Regions from separate parts of the Homo sapiens genome. Here all the other regions are linked to region 3. A link is a contact called in ENCODE Hi-C or POLR2A ChIA-PET data. All regions are on one chromosome and are shown on one strand. Each heading gives the region's core, a stretch centred on a gene start or an enhancer-like site at or near the end of the contact. The rest is flanking DNA. Distances are from core to core; before and after follow the strand shown.

Region 1 (3,848 bases), core at 62-2,561, 330 kb before region 3:
ACCTTCCTCTCTGGCTCTGTGCCAAACCAGATTCCTCCTCGTCTCCTCCAAACCATCTGTCTTCTTCCACCTCCCCATTCCCTCCCCCCAGTTCCCCAGGCTGGTGGCCTTAGCATCAGTTAGACTTTCTTCTTTCCCCACCTGTCTGTCCTCAAGGTTGCTAGGTTCATCCAAGATCTGAGCCAAGAGGTCCGGGTCTGGGACGTGGGCGCTAAGGGCCCAAGGCAGCTGCAAAAGACCTGAAAGGTGAGAAGAGAGATCAGTGGAGGACCCCGGACTGTCCTCAAGAAGCGGACGGACTCCCCTGCCCTCCACTGGCAGCCCAACAGCAGAACCAAAGCGGACCACTCAGCACAACCTGTGTGTGTTGCTGGGCGCTGTCCCTGGCCCAGTCTGGACCAGGAGCAAAGAGGAAAGATTCAGGGCGTTAGTGCCAAGAGCAGCCATCCCAGCAACAGAAGCCCCTGCTTCCCCAGTACCCGTGATACTTGGGAGGAGCAGAGTCTTGAGTGGAACCCGAGCCTCTGACACCCGCCCTGGGGGTCTTCCCTCCACTCTCGCCAGGGTCCTCCTGGATGAGTGAGACAAGGGCAGTTCAGGAGGTCACCCAATAACTGAGGTCGCAGCAACACGAAGGAGCCAGGGAGCAGGGGCGGCCTTCCCTTCTCCACTCCAGGCGGCTCCAGCGTGCACCCCAGGACCCCCCAGGAAGGTTTTGCAGGAATAAAGAATGAAGGCAGAAGCAAGATGGAGGATGAAGGAGGCGTGGATGGCTTCAGAAGGCAAGACGGAGGCAGCAGTTTGGCGCCTGTCTCAAAGCCTCCTCCCCGCGCCAAGGACAGGTCGGAGGAGGGGGGCGTGGGGACAGGTAGAGCGGAGGCTCCAGCGTTTCTAAAGGGGAAGACCTGAAGTGGGGCAGGAGAGACGGGTGAGTTGTCTGGAAGCTGCATTTGCCTGGCAAACACTGGGTTAACAAAGACTTGCGTTGCGGGGATGCTGGCCTTGGACAGGGAATGCGAAGGGATTATGCTACGGAGAACGGATCCGAGCGTGACGGCTGAATGAATGAGTGAGCGAGTGAGTGAGTGAGTGAGTGAGCGAGCGAGTGAGTGACTGTGCGAGCGAGCGGCAGAAGGAACTCCGACCCGCCCCAGGTGCGGAGCGGCGCGCCCGGCAGGGGTCACTGCGGGCCCCGCGGGCGGGAAGGGGGCGCAGGCGCGGCGGGCGCCGGGGCCCTCCCGCGGGGACGGGGCGGGGAGGGCTGGGGGTGGGGTTAGAGAGAGGGACGCGAGCGGGATCCAAACTTCCGGTGCCTGCAGAGCTCGGAGCGGCGGAGGCAGAGACCGAGGCTGCACCGGCAGAGGCTGCGGGGCGGACGCGCGGGCCGGCGCAGCCATGGTGAAGATTAGCTTCCAGCCCGCCGTGGCTGGCATCAAGGGCGACAAGGCTGACAAGGCGTCGGCGTCGGCCCCTGCGCCGGCCTCGGCCACCGAGATCCTGCTGACGCCGGCTAGGGTGAGAGGGTCTGGGGCTCAGGCGGTGGGGCGGGGGACCCAGGCTCACGACCCAGGCGCGCCCCGTCGGCCCTGGGGACTGCCCGAGGCGCGTCAGGGCCCCAGAGCCCGGGGTGGAGCAGGGTTGGGAAGTCTCGAATGGTTGCTTATCCCAGAATGAGGAGGGGGCTTAAGTCCCGTACTAAAGCGGCAGCCAAAAGCTGAAGTCCGAAGAGTGGGAGGCGTCTGGTTCTGGTCTTCAGGTGGAGAAGTGCTCGAGGTCTCTTCCAAAAGTGGGGGCCCCCTCGCCGCCTTATAGGGGGAGGGGGCTGGTCCGAAGAAGTTCGAGGAATGTTGGTGGGGGGGTACGCGTCTGGTTCCAATCAACTGGGAAAGCCGCGAGTCGAGTCCCCAGGTGGGGGATGGGAGGAGGGTTAGACGTAGTTTTTCCAAAGTAGGGCGGTGGGACCTGATTGGCTGGGGAATTGGGGGTGGGGGGGTCTGGTACCAACGAAGAGGGTGGGGCCGTTGATTTCCTCCGAAATTGGGGGCTGCGAGGGACAGAGGATGTGCTGCTGGCCTGCACCGGAATTGACAGACCAGAAAGTGATGAAATGGAAATCAGCCAGAACCGACGGCGCTGCGGCCTCTGGACGTCGGGGGTCCGAGGCCGGGTGCCCCCTTCCCACCCCACGCCCTGCCGTCTGGGCCTCCCTGCTCCCCTCTCTTTTCTCCATTCCCAGCCTCTCGCTGGGCTGTCCCCCGACCCCACGGGGAGGGCTCCCAACTGCCCCAGTGCCCTTGCATCCTGGGTCCCCGGGCTCTGTGCGCGTTCCCCCACCCCTGTCATCCCCCTCCCCTACCCCGGCTTCCTCCACTTTCCCTCTGGCCGGGGGGGAGAGAAGGCATTTCCGCCGTGGAAAACTGTCTGAGCTGCGTGCCTTGTGTCCGGGAAGGGCCCGCAGGGGGCAGAACGCGTGGCGGGCAGGGACAGGGAGGGAGGGAGAGCTGGCCCAGCCAGGTTTTATTGTGCCTGGCAAAGGTGTCTACGTGGGCGCCGCCCCCAGCGGTCTTGTGGCTTACCAAGCCCATGTCCTCCCCGCCTCCCCACCCCGCATTGAGGCAGGACTGAGAAAGTCTTTGTCCACTGCTTCCCCACTTCCAGATGCAGGCTTCTGAAGAGTCTTCCTGAACGCCTAGCCCCCTCCCCAGGTTTTGTGGCTCAGGTTCAGTCTTGCCTGGGGCATTAAGGGGCCTGCAGAGGATGACCTGGACCCTGGAGGAGGGGGCGCCGGAGAGGGCCGTCAGAGTTGGGTGTCAGCCTGGGCAGAGACCCTGAGTGAGGAATGCCAGGAGACTGAGAACCCCCTGCCCTTTTATGGTGGTCACTGCAGCAACCAGTGGCTCAGAGCCACAAGAGTTCAACAACCACCTAGGCGAGGTTGGGGGTTGCTGTGCACCCCATGAGAGCAGCTCCCCCCTTTTCATCTGAAGCTTAGGTGGAGGGGGCGCTCCATATTTGAAGAAGATGGTTCTGCAGCTTTAAAAGTTTGCAAGGGGTTCTTCAAGACTCCTTTTCTTTGGAAGGGAAGCTGCCCTCCACTCAGCCTGGGGAGGGGCAGGGATGGGGGCAGGAGGCAGCACGCTTGCCCATCTCTTTTCCTAGCCACCTCTTCCTGGAGATATTTGAGGAGGGAGGACCAGGTCAGACAGTGGGAGGGTGTTATTCCAACTCCATCAGAAGGTCCCCCAGATTTTGCAGGAGCGGCACATTCTCCAGCCGCAGCCTGCTGATGGCATGGGTTTGGGCAGTCTGACAGAGACCTGCATCTCGGGGCATAACTGACATCCTAGCTTCTGGCTTCTCATCAGGCTCTGAAATTGAGCGTCCTTTCTTCCCCCTCACCCAGCATGAAATGGAAATATCAACATCTTCCTGCGTGCTGTTTGTAATGGCCTTGAGCCTGCTGAGTACCTCCTCCCTCAAACTTTGTCAGTTGGGCAGGGTCCCCTCCCTCTCTAATTGGCAAGGGGGAGCTTAGGACTATGCGATCTGGGGAAAGAATTAGAATCCTGGCATCTTTAGGACAGAACTGCATGTTAGTAAACTTTCACAGCTTCCCAAGGCCCTGGCGTGGTGCAGAGGGACTTTAGGTGTTGCAAGTTGGCTCTGCCCATCACCTGCTAGATTTGGAGCCTTGGAAACAGTTCACTTCTGCGGGCCTCCTGTTGCCCCACTTGGCCAACCCGCACATTTCCTCCTTACCCAGTTTCTGGCAAGGAGCCAGGCCTCGTCTCCTGCCCCCAGCAGTGAGCAGGCAGGAGGCCCATTTCTCAGCTGTAGCTCTGTGAGCC
Region 2 (3,604 bases), core at 710-3,209, 320 kb after region 3:
AGCTTCCCTCACTTGCCCACCACTCACCTCCTGCTGTGCGGCCTGGTTCATAACAGGCCATAGACCAGTCTGTGGCCCAGGGCTTGGGGACCCCTGGCATAAAGCCCTTGTACAATGGCTGCACATGTGAAACATTCCATATTCATTAGCTGTGTACCCACTAACCCACCTTAATTCTTTCAGGACTCAACTTAAACCTATCTATTTTCAAATTCCAAAGGAGAGACTCTCAGAAGAACATAGTGAGGACTATGTCAAAAGAAGAAATATGAAAACATGTTTGGCAGGTACACAAAGTAATAGACTTTTTTTTTCTTTTTTATTTTTTAATTTAAAACAGCCAGGCAGGGCTGAGGGAAAGCACCGCCCTCCTGGGCCATAAATGAATGGATTTTAATGAATCAATTTAAAGAATGAAGAGATTTAAACCAGTATTACCAGAAAACCAGTATCACTTTACAAACAAAGAACACCTTGGCATTCCCAAAATAACCCACACTTGGTCACGATACATTATGATGTATTACTCTTTGCATAACATTGATATTCAATTTGCTAATATTTCTGGAATTTTTGTATCTATGCTCATTAAAGAGAGAGTGGTCTGTGATTTCTCAAAATGACCTGGTCAGGTTTTGGTATCCAGTTTAGTGTGGACTTGTAATACTAGTTGAAAAGTGTTTGCAATAGCACTTTTGAGGTTTGTGTTTTTTGTTTTTGTTTTTGTTTTTTTGCTTTGAGACCGACTCTGTCTCCCAGGCTGCAGTGCAGTGGCACGCTCACTACAACCTCCGCCTCCCGGGTTCAAGCAATTCTCCTGCCTCAGCCTCCCGAGTGGCTGGGACTACAGGTGGGAGACACCACGTTCGGCTAATTTCTGTATTTTTAGTAGAGACGGGTTTCACGATGTTGCCCAGGCTGGTCTCAAACTCCTGAGCTTAAGCGACCCACCCTCCTCTGCCTCCCAGAGTGCTGGGATTACAGGCGACGGCCACCCAGCCCGGCCAACTTTTGAGATTAAACAATGCAGTTTAACTGCTTTACTCTGGATTTTAATTGTTGGCATTAATAATAAATTCTACTCTGCTCAACTCTGTACATATAATTACCTCATCTCTACTGCCATTGTCCTTAGCTTCTGACATCTCATCTTCCCCATCTTCTACCTCCTTTGGGGAAAGACTTATTTTCTTCAGTTCACCTTGACCTTTTTTCCTGCTCAAAATAGACAAGATTATTATTAGGCACATGACAAGGCCTTCACACATTCCAAGCCAGGCACGTTTTGTCTCTGGTATTTCCAACAGTAAACTGGCATTTGGAATAAACTTATGTTAGGCCTCATCTTAACTTTTAATTTTCATTTGGTATCTTTTACTCACACCAGCGAACAGAAAAACAAATACAAAAGGTGATTTTTGATGTTGTAGGTGAGGTCTCCCATACCTCTTCTTTTGCCACAATCGATAAGTGGAAACTCCTTAAGAAAAAAAAAAAAAAAAAAAAAGACAAATTCCCAGGAATTCCTTCCTATTCCTCTCATTCTGATCCGTCACGTGTTTTCAAGTAACTGTTTAAAAAATATATATATAGTTCCACTACAGACTACTCAAATGGAAGCACATTGGGCCAAAATACAGGGGACAAAGGGCCAAAAACAGTACCTGCAATTCAAGTACCTTTACTTCGCCAGTCAGATAATTCTGTGAACTGGGTCAGCGTCCATCACTACCCCCACCAGAATTCAGAACACACATGAGTCTATAACCCTCGCTGCCCACAGCAGCCCTTGTCCCTAACAGGTTTTCCTTTAAGGCTGTCGCGGTGCGCCCCTGCAAGCCACCGCGCGTGACGGACGCGGGCACGACGCCTGGGGACAGCCCGAAGAAAACCGCAGGCGCCGACACGCTGGTGACGCCCTCTCAGCTATTGCCCCAGATCCAAGGCGCGCGGGGAAGACGGCCACGTAAAGATACGGCGCCCTGGTGACTCCGCCTCGCCCAATCAGAGCCCGCGCAACCCCTGAACCAATCCTGAGCCGCGACCCTGGGAGGGGCGGGCGGTGCGGGAGCCTGGGGGCGTGAGTCTTGAGCCGGGGTGGAGGGGGGGCCGCACGTGCTGCGCCTGCGCGTGGAGCGGACATTTTGCTGCGGTCTAGCGCGGGAGGCGGGGTTTTGGGTTCGCTGGTCCAGGTGCGCGCGGTGTCCCAGGTCTTCGCGCCAGGTTGGCGCGGGAGAAGGCCGAGGTGCCCCAGAGTTCGAGGAGTTGGTGACGGTCACGCGGTGCGACGCTCCATGGCGGAGGGGCAGTCGGAAAGTGAATAGCACTCGTTAAAAGCGACCAGTCCGTAAGGGCGCGTGTGTCGGCGCCGTTACGGACCCCAGCGCTCGGGGTCGTTAAACCGTTTAAGTCGCGTCCCGCCCAGTGAGGGCTATGTTAGCGTCCTCGCCGTTTCCAGCCGTGAAGGAGGCACTGAGACGACAGCTGAGGGTCTCTCCGTTAAGGCTGTCGCTGCTGTAGGGGCCCTCGCCCGCTGCGTGTTTGTGCCACCCAGCGTACTGGGTGCTTTTTCAAAATTTTATCATGGACGTCTCAAAACACACGTGTGACTTAGATGGTAAAAGTTTCATTTTTCATTTAAAGAAGTTGAGGCTCGGTAGTTAAGGTTTAATTCTCCATCACTTAATACTCTCGTAGTTTTTTGAGTTGGACTGTCATGAACATGTGCTCTCACAAGGCCTCATGGCCATTAACACCAGTAGCCCCAGTAGGAGGATCAAGCTCCTCGGAGTTAGCCCCATGTTGGAACTTGAACAGTGACACTTTGGGGATATTGTGTGTGTTTTTAGGGGATAGGGAAGGGTGATCTTGAGTAAGGAGCCCTGGCCTTATCCTAGCTTCAGAAAGACCCAAACTGGGAAAGAATGAGAATAGAAAAAACAATCTGCCTACCTGTTTTAGATTTGGTACCTCACCAAACTCTTGTTACCTAGCTAACTTTATGAGATTAGCCCAAATATTTTAAGAAAATATTATATATATCTGATCAAGAACAACTGAAGAAAAGGCAAAAGCCCATTTCATTTAAGAACAGATGCAGGGTTCAAATAAAGTATTAGCAAATTGAATCACCACTCCCTGCCAGGAAGTATTATTAAAATCAATAACAAGGACAGGATAAGTCACAAGCAAAATCCATAAATGTGCCAAAATATGGCACCTTGGCAGTTGAGAAAACCACAGAAGCAAGGTCTCTGTAAGTAATCTGCTCCCTCCCATAAAGCAGGGTCATAAAGGAATTCACTGGCCTACCTCATGTGAAGTAGGTTGTAAGACCCTCATTCCAGAGGAGTCTTGTGCCATACCTGGGGAGGAGAAGTGTCATGCAGAGACGCAAGAAAGAATCTGAGCAAACGGGCCATGCCGAAGTCTCCTCCCACCCCTATGTATGACCATTAGATGATGCCCCTTTTGTCCAATCATGTTTCTGCACAACTATCTACTTCTTTCATCAGACTTAGCATAAAAATACAGTTTTCTTTAGGTCATGGGGTCTTCGTTTCTTAAGGTTCCTGTGTCACATAAGACTTTAAATTTGTTATGC
Region 3 (3,812 bases), core at 1,111-3,610:
TTTCCCATGTAGTGAATGCTGTAGGCTGCCCTGGAGTCTCACTTTACAATAACCTGACCACACTTCAACAGCAAAATCCCAGGGAAGGACTATCATTGGCTTTGCTTGGCTCACATGCCCATCCTGGACCCATCACTGAGGCCAGAGGGATGGGGTAAGATTGGTCCAGTTTGGACCATCTGCCCATCCTGTGGTGAGGGATGGGGTATGTTACCAGAAGGGAGAGGGGAGGTAGACAGACAAAGACAATAGCCACCACAATGACCATAATCCCGGCAGTCAGGCAAATGCACTCAGGAGGGAAAGCAAAGCAGGTGGGGTGTTCACGGCAGCTCAGAGCCCAGGGTCCAGAGACACGGAGACCTGGGTTTAGTCCTGGTCTCCTCAGTGGTGTAAACTTTGAGGAGTTTCTTAATCCCGTATGCCTCATGTTGTTCATCTTGCCAAAGACAAAACAGACAGCTCTAATCTCAGCTAATCAACCATGAGACAAAGAATGAGAAGCTGAAAAGTCTGTCCTTGGCCTTGCCGGCAGACTCAGGCAGAAGGGAAAAGGTCTGCATTTGTCCTTGTCACAGGTAAACAAGGGGGTCATCCGTGCATCATATGGGAGGCATGAGAAAGACAGGACTGTGGGTCTGATGAAGTCATATGTGGAAGGGTAGTTCTTTCTGATAAGCTACTTCCCAGAACACAAAAGTGTGGAGGATTTTAGAAAACAAAAGGTTTGGGGGTGCGTGGGTGAGATTTCTTAACTGTGGCTGTTTTCTAAGAGCACACAGCTCAGGTTAATTACAACATTGTCAATCAGTAAAATGCTGAAAATATTATTCATCTCATAGATGTGGTGTGAGAATTAAAAACTTTTTTTTTTTTGAGACAGAGTCTCACTCTGTTGCCCAGGCTGGAGTACAGTGGCGTGATCTCGGCTCACTGAAACCTCCATCTTCCGGGTTCAAGGATTCTCCTGCCTCAGCTTCCCGAGTGGCTGGGACTACAGGCACATGCCAATACGCCCAGCTAATTTTTGTATTTTTAGTAGAGACAGGTTTCACCATGTTGGCCAGGCTGGTCTGAAACTTGTGACCTTAGGTGATCCATCTGCCTTGGCCTCCCAAGTGCTGGGATTACAGGTGTGAGCCACCGTGCCGGGCCTGGTGTGAGAACTAAAGAAAACAATCTATATGATTCACTTAGCACAATGCTGGGCACACATATAGGCTGCACGTTTTGCAAACAAAAATACAGAACAATATAACATCCTACATGCACAATAAAATGAAGCAGTTTTTGGGATTTACTTACACTAAAACATTATCTAAAATTTACATTTAACTGTGTGTTCTATATTTTGTCTGGCATCTCCCGGCATACAGTTGTGTTGACGATAAATATTATGGCCATGGATTGAAGATTTATTTTCAATCCATATTACCTGGACAGAAGATAGGGCTCTCTTCTACTAAATACAGCTTTTTTTCTTTTGGAAGACAATCCACTGGCAGGGTTGGGGACTGGGGAAGTGGTGGCCACAGCCCATCTTAGGGCTTCTTCAAAGGCGAGCTGACCTACCTTCTCCGTGCCCCATTCCCTGTCTCTGGCCCTGGTAGCCTCCTCCTTCTTGGAAGCATGGAGGTGGAAACACTGAGGTGGCAACGAGAGACTCCCACGGAATCTCAACGCCTGGAGGGGAGGGATTTTCTATCCATGGCCATCTCTTCACCCTCCAGCACAAAGTTGGGTGACTAGCAAGTGCTCATTCAGTGCTGATGAACTTCAGTTCAAAAGCATCAGGTGCAAAGAGAGGGAAGACGTGTGCTCCTGATTTATTTTTAATAGCCCACATTTGACATGGAAAACAAAAAGTTTCTCTGAAATCCTTGGAAACCGCTGCAGTGGGGCGGGACCCTGGTCCCCGGAGCTTTAATGCACATCTTGGGCGTCACTTTTGGTTCTAAGGTGGCCCCAGGTCCCTCCTTTAAGATGGGAATAACCATGCCTGACTCTTTCCCCACGGACACCACACTGTCCTAGTTTGTGTTCTCTACGCGACCACGAGCTCCTTGAGACAAGGGGTTGAGCCTGCTCCGGCTCATCCCGAGAGCCGGCGCAGCGACTGGCGCAACGAAAGGGAAATGAACGAATGAATGAACGAACGAAAGTGGAGTGGTGGAGAGGACCACAGAAGACGCGGTCATCCAGCGCGTGAACCTTCACCACTGCTGGGCTGTGGACCCTCACTTCCGCCGCCAGGAAGTTTCGGGGTCGCCCACCTTCCCTCCCAGGCTGCTCCGCGTCGGCGGCGCCCCGCGCGATTGGCTGCGCCGCCCCCACGTGACGCCGGGGTGGCGGCGGCGGTTGCCCGGGTGACGGCTGCGGAGGTGGCGGCCGGGCTGGGATAGCGCGAGTGTCCGCGGCCGAGCAGCAGGTAAGCGCGTCCCCGGATGCAGCCGGGCCACCCTCCGCCCGCCGTCCTGGTGCTGGGAGGAGCAGCGGTGCGTTTGGAGGGCCGAGGCTCTGCGGACCTCTTGTTCCGAGGAAAAACCCGACGCGCCCGCTCCGCCGCCGCCGGATGCTACCACTTCTCGCCTGCGGTCCAGGGATCTTTCTTCGGCAAGGGCCGAGGCGGCCGCCTGGACATCCCAAGAAAGGACAGGCCCAGCTGCTTCCCGCAAGTAGTCCCTGATCTTTGCTGCAGTGGGCCATACTTGGAGGGGGTCCCTCAAGCCATCCAGCTGGTGGTGGCGGCGCGAGCGGGTTATCCGGGATTTAGATCCCCCTGATAATCTCCATCTGCTAGCCGCGTTCCTGAGGCACCCAGTTGAAGTCCAGACTTCACCTAATCTTAGGAAAAACAGGATGCGTGCTATGCAGATTCGGCTTCCATACAAATCCCATAATCCCACCCGTTTGTGGGCCCTAAATCTTTCTTATATAGGAATTCAAAAGCTGCCGCTGCAATCCCCAAATGTAACTGGAAAAGTTTTTCTTAGTTTCCGCATAAAGGAGAGCACTGGTTCTCAAACTTGAGAGTGTGTAAAAGTCACTCAGGGAGCTTGTTTAAAAGGCAGATTTCTGGGCATGGTGCCTGCCACGGTGTTCAGTAAGACCAGGGTGGAGGCAGGAATTTTCATTTGCACAAGCGTGCCAGCTGATTCTGATTTAGGTGGTCCAGACTTTGGGAAATACTGTGTAGTGGTTCTTTTCAGCCGCTTAGTCACTTACTGTGGCTGTTGGGAGTGTGTCAGACTTCCTGGGCCTCAAATTGCCTCATCTGGAATGGGAAAATATAAACTATATTCACCTGTCAGGTTTACTATGAAGGTTAAATGTAAAACATTTTGCACATTGCCTGGCATACCATATACCTTCAATAAATGATACCTATTATGATATAAAAGTTTAGAGAAAATTCTGTAATTTCTTTTTCTTTTCCTTTTTTTGAGACGGAGTCTTTCCCTGTCGCTCAGGCTGGAGTGGAGTGGCATGATCTCGGCTCACTGCAACCTCCACCTCCTGGGTTCAAGCGATTCTCTTGCCTCAGCCTCCCTGGTAGCTGGGATTACAGGTGCAGACGCCACCACGCCCGGCTAATTTTTGTATTTTTAGTAGAGATGGGGTTCCACCATGTTGATCAGGCTGGTCTCGAACTCCTGACCTCAGGTGATCCGCCTGCCTCAGCCTCCCAAAGTGTTGGGATTACAGGTGTGAGCCACTGTGCCTGGCCAATTCTGTAATTTCTAAGAATGTTGAGTAATAGGATACCCAGCAGCACTCACATTCAATGACAGTTGATCACAGCAGATACTATT

Evidence for each region. Hi-C counts contacts between places; a loop is a spot of excess contacts on that map. ChIA-PET counts read pairs that join two places held with the same protein, here RNA polymerase II (POLR2A). Pooled maps may share reads with other maps.
Region 1: a pooled map shows a loop between it and region 3 (2.9-fold over the local background). The contact joins the promoter of ITM2C here to the promoter of ARMC9 in region 3. A Hi-C loop is called at or near these places in 1 of 37 single-sample maps with no recorded cell type and 2 of 50 pooled maps. POLR2A ChIA-PET finds 5 or more read pairs at or near these places in 4 of 52 experiments (H1, Panc1, common myeloid progenitor, CD34-positive and 1 more).
Region 2: a loop to region 3 is called in a map with no recorded cell type, with 9 times the contacts of the local background. The contact joins the promoter of LINC00471 here to the promoter of ARMC9 in region 3. A Hi-C loop is called at or near these places in 1 of 37 single-sample maps with no recorded cell type and 7 of 50 pooled maps. POLR2A ChIA-PET finds 5 or more read pairs at or near these places in 1 of 52 experiments (OCI-LY7).

What each region holds. Positions count from the first base shown.
Region 1 is chr2:230,863,631-230,867,478 of GRCh38, forward strand. ITM2C (integral membrane protein 2C) reads left to right here and starts at 1,312. Exons shown (of 6, transcript NM_030926.6): 1 at 1,312-1,515. The coding sequence starts at 1,396. RefSeq lists enhancers at 1-654, 1,313-1,971, 1,972-2,628 and silencers at 1,062-1,431, 1,532-1,621, 2,412-2,511.
Region 2 is chr2:231,512,418-231,516,021 of GRCh38, forward strand. LINC00471 (long intergenic non-protein coding RNA 471) reads right to left here and starts at 1,960. Exons shown (of 5, transcript NR_199863.1): 1 at 1,680-1,960; 2 at 1,110-1,215. RefSeq lists enhancers at 1,303-2,112, 1,683-1,862 and a silencer at 1,973-2,192.
Region 3 is chr2:231,196,271-231,200,082 of GRCh38, forward strand. It overlaps ARMC9 (armadillo repeat containing 9), which reads left to right and starts at 2,361. Exons shown (of 25, transcript NM_001352754.2): 1 at 2,361-2,428. RefSeq lists a silencer at 2,167-2,506.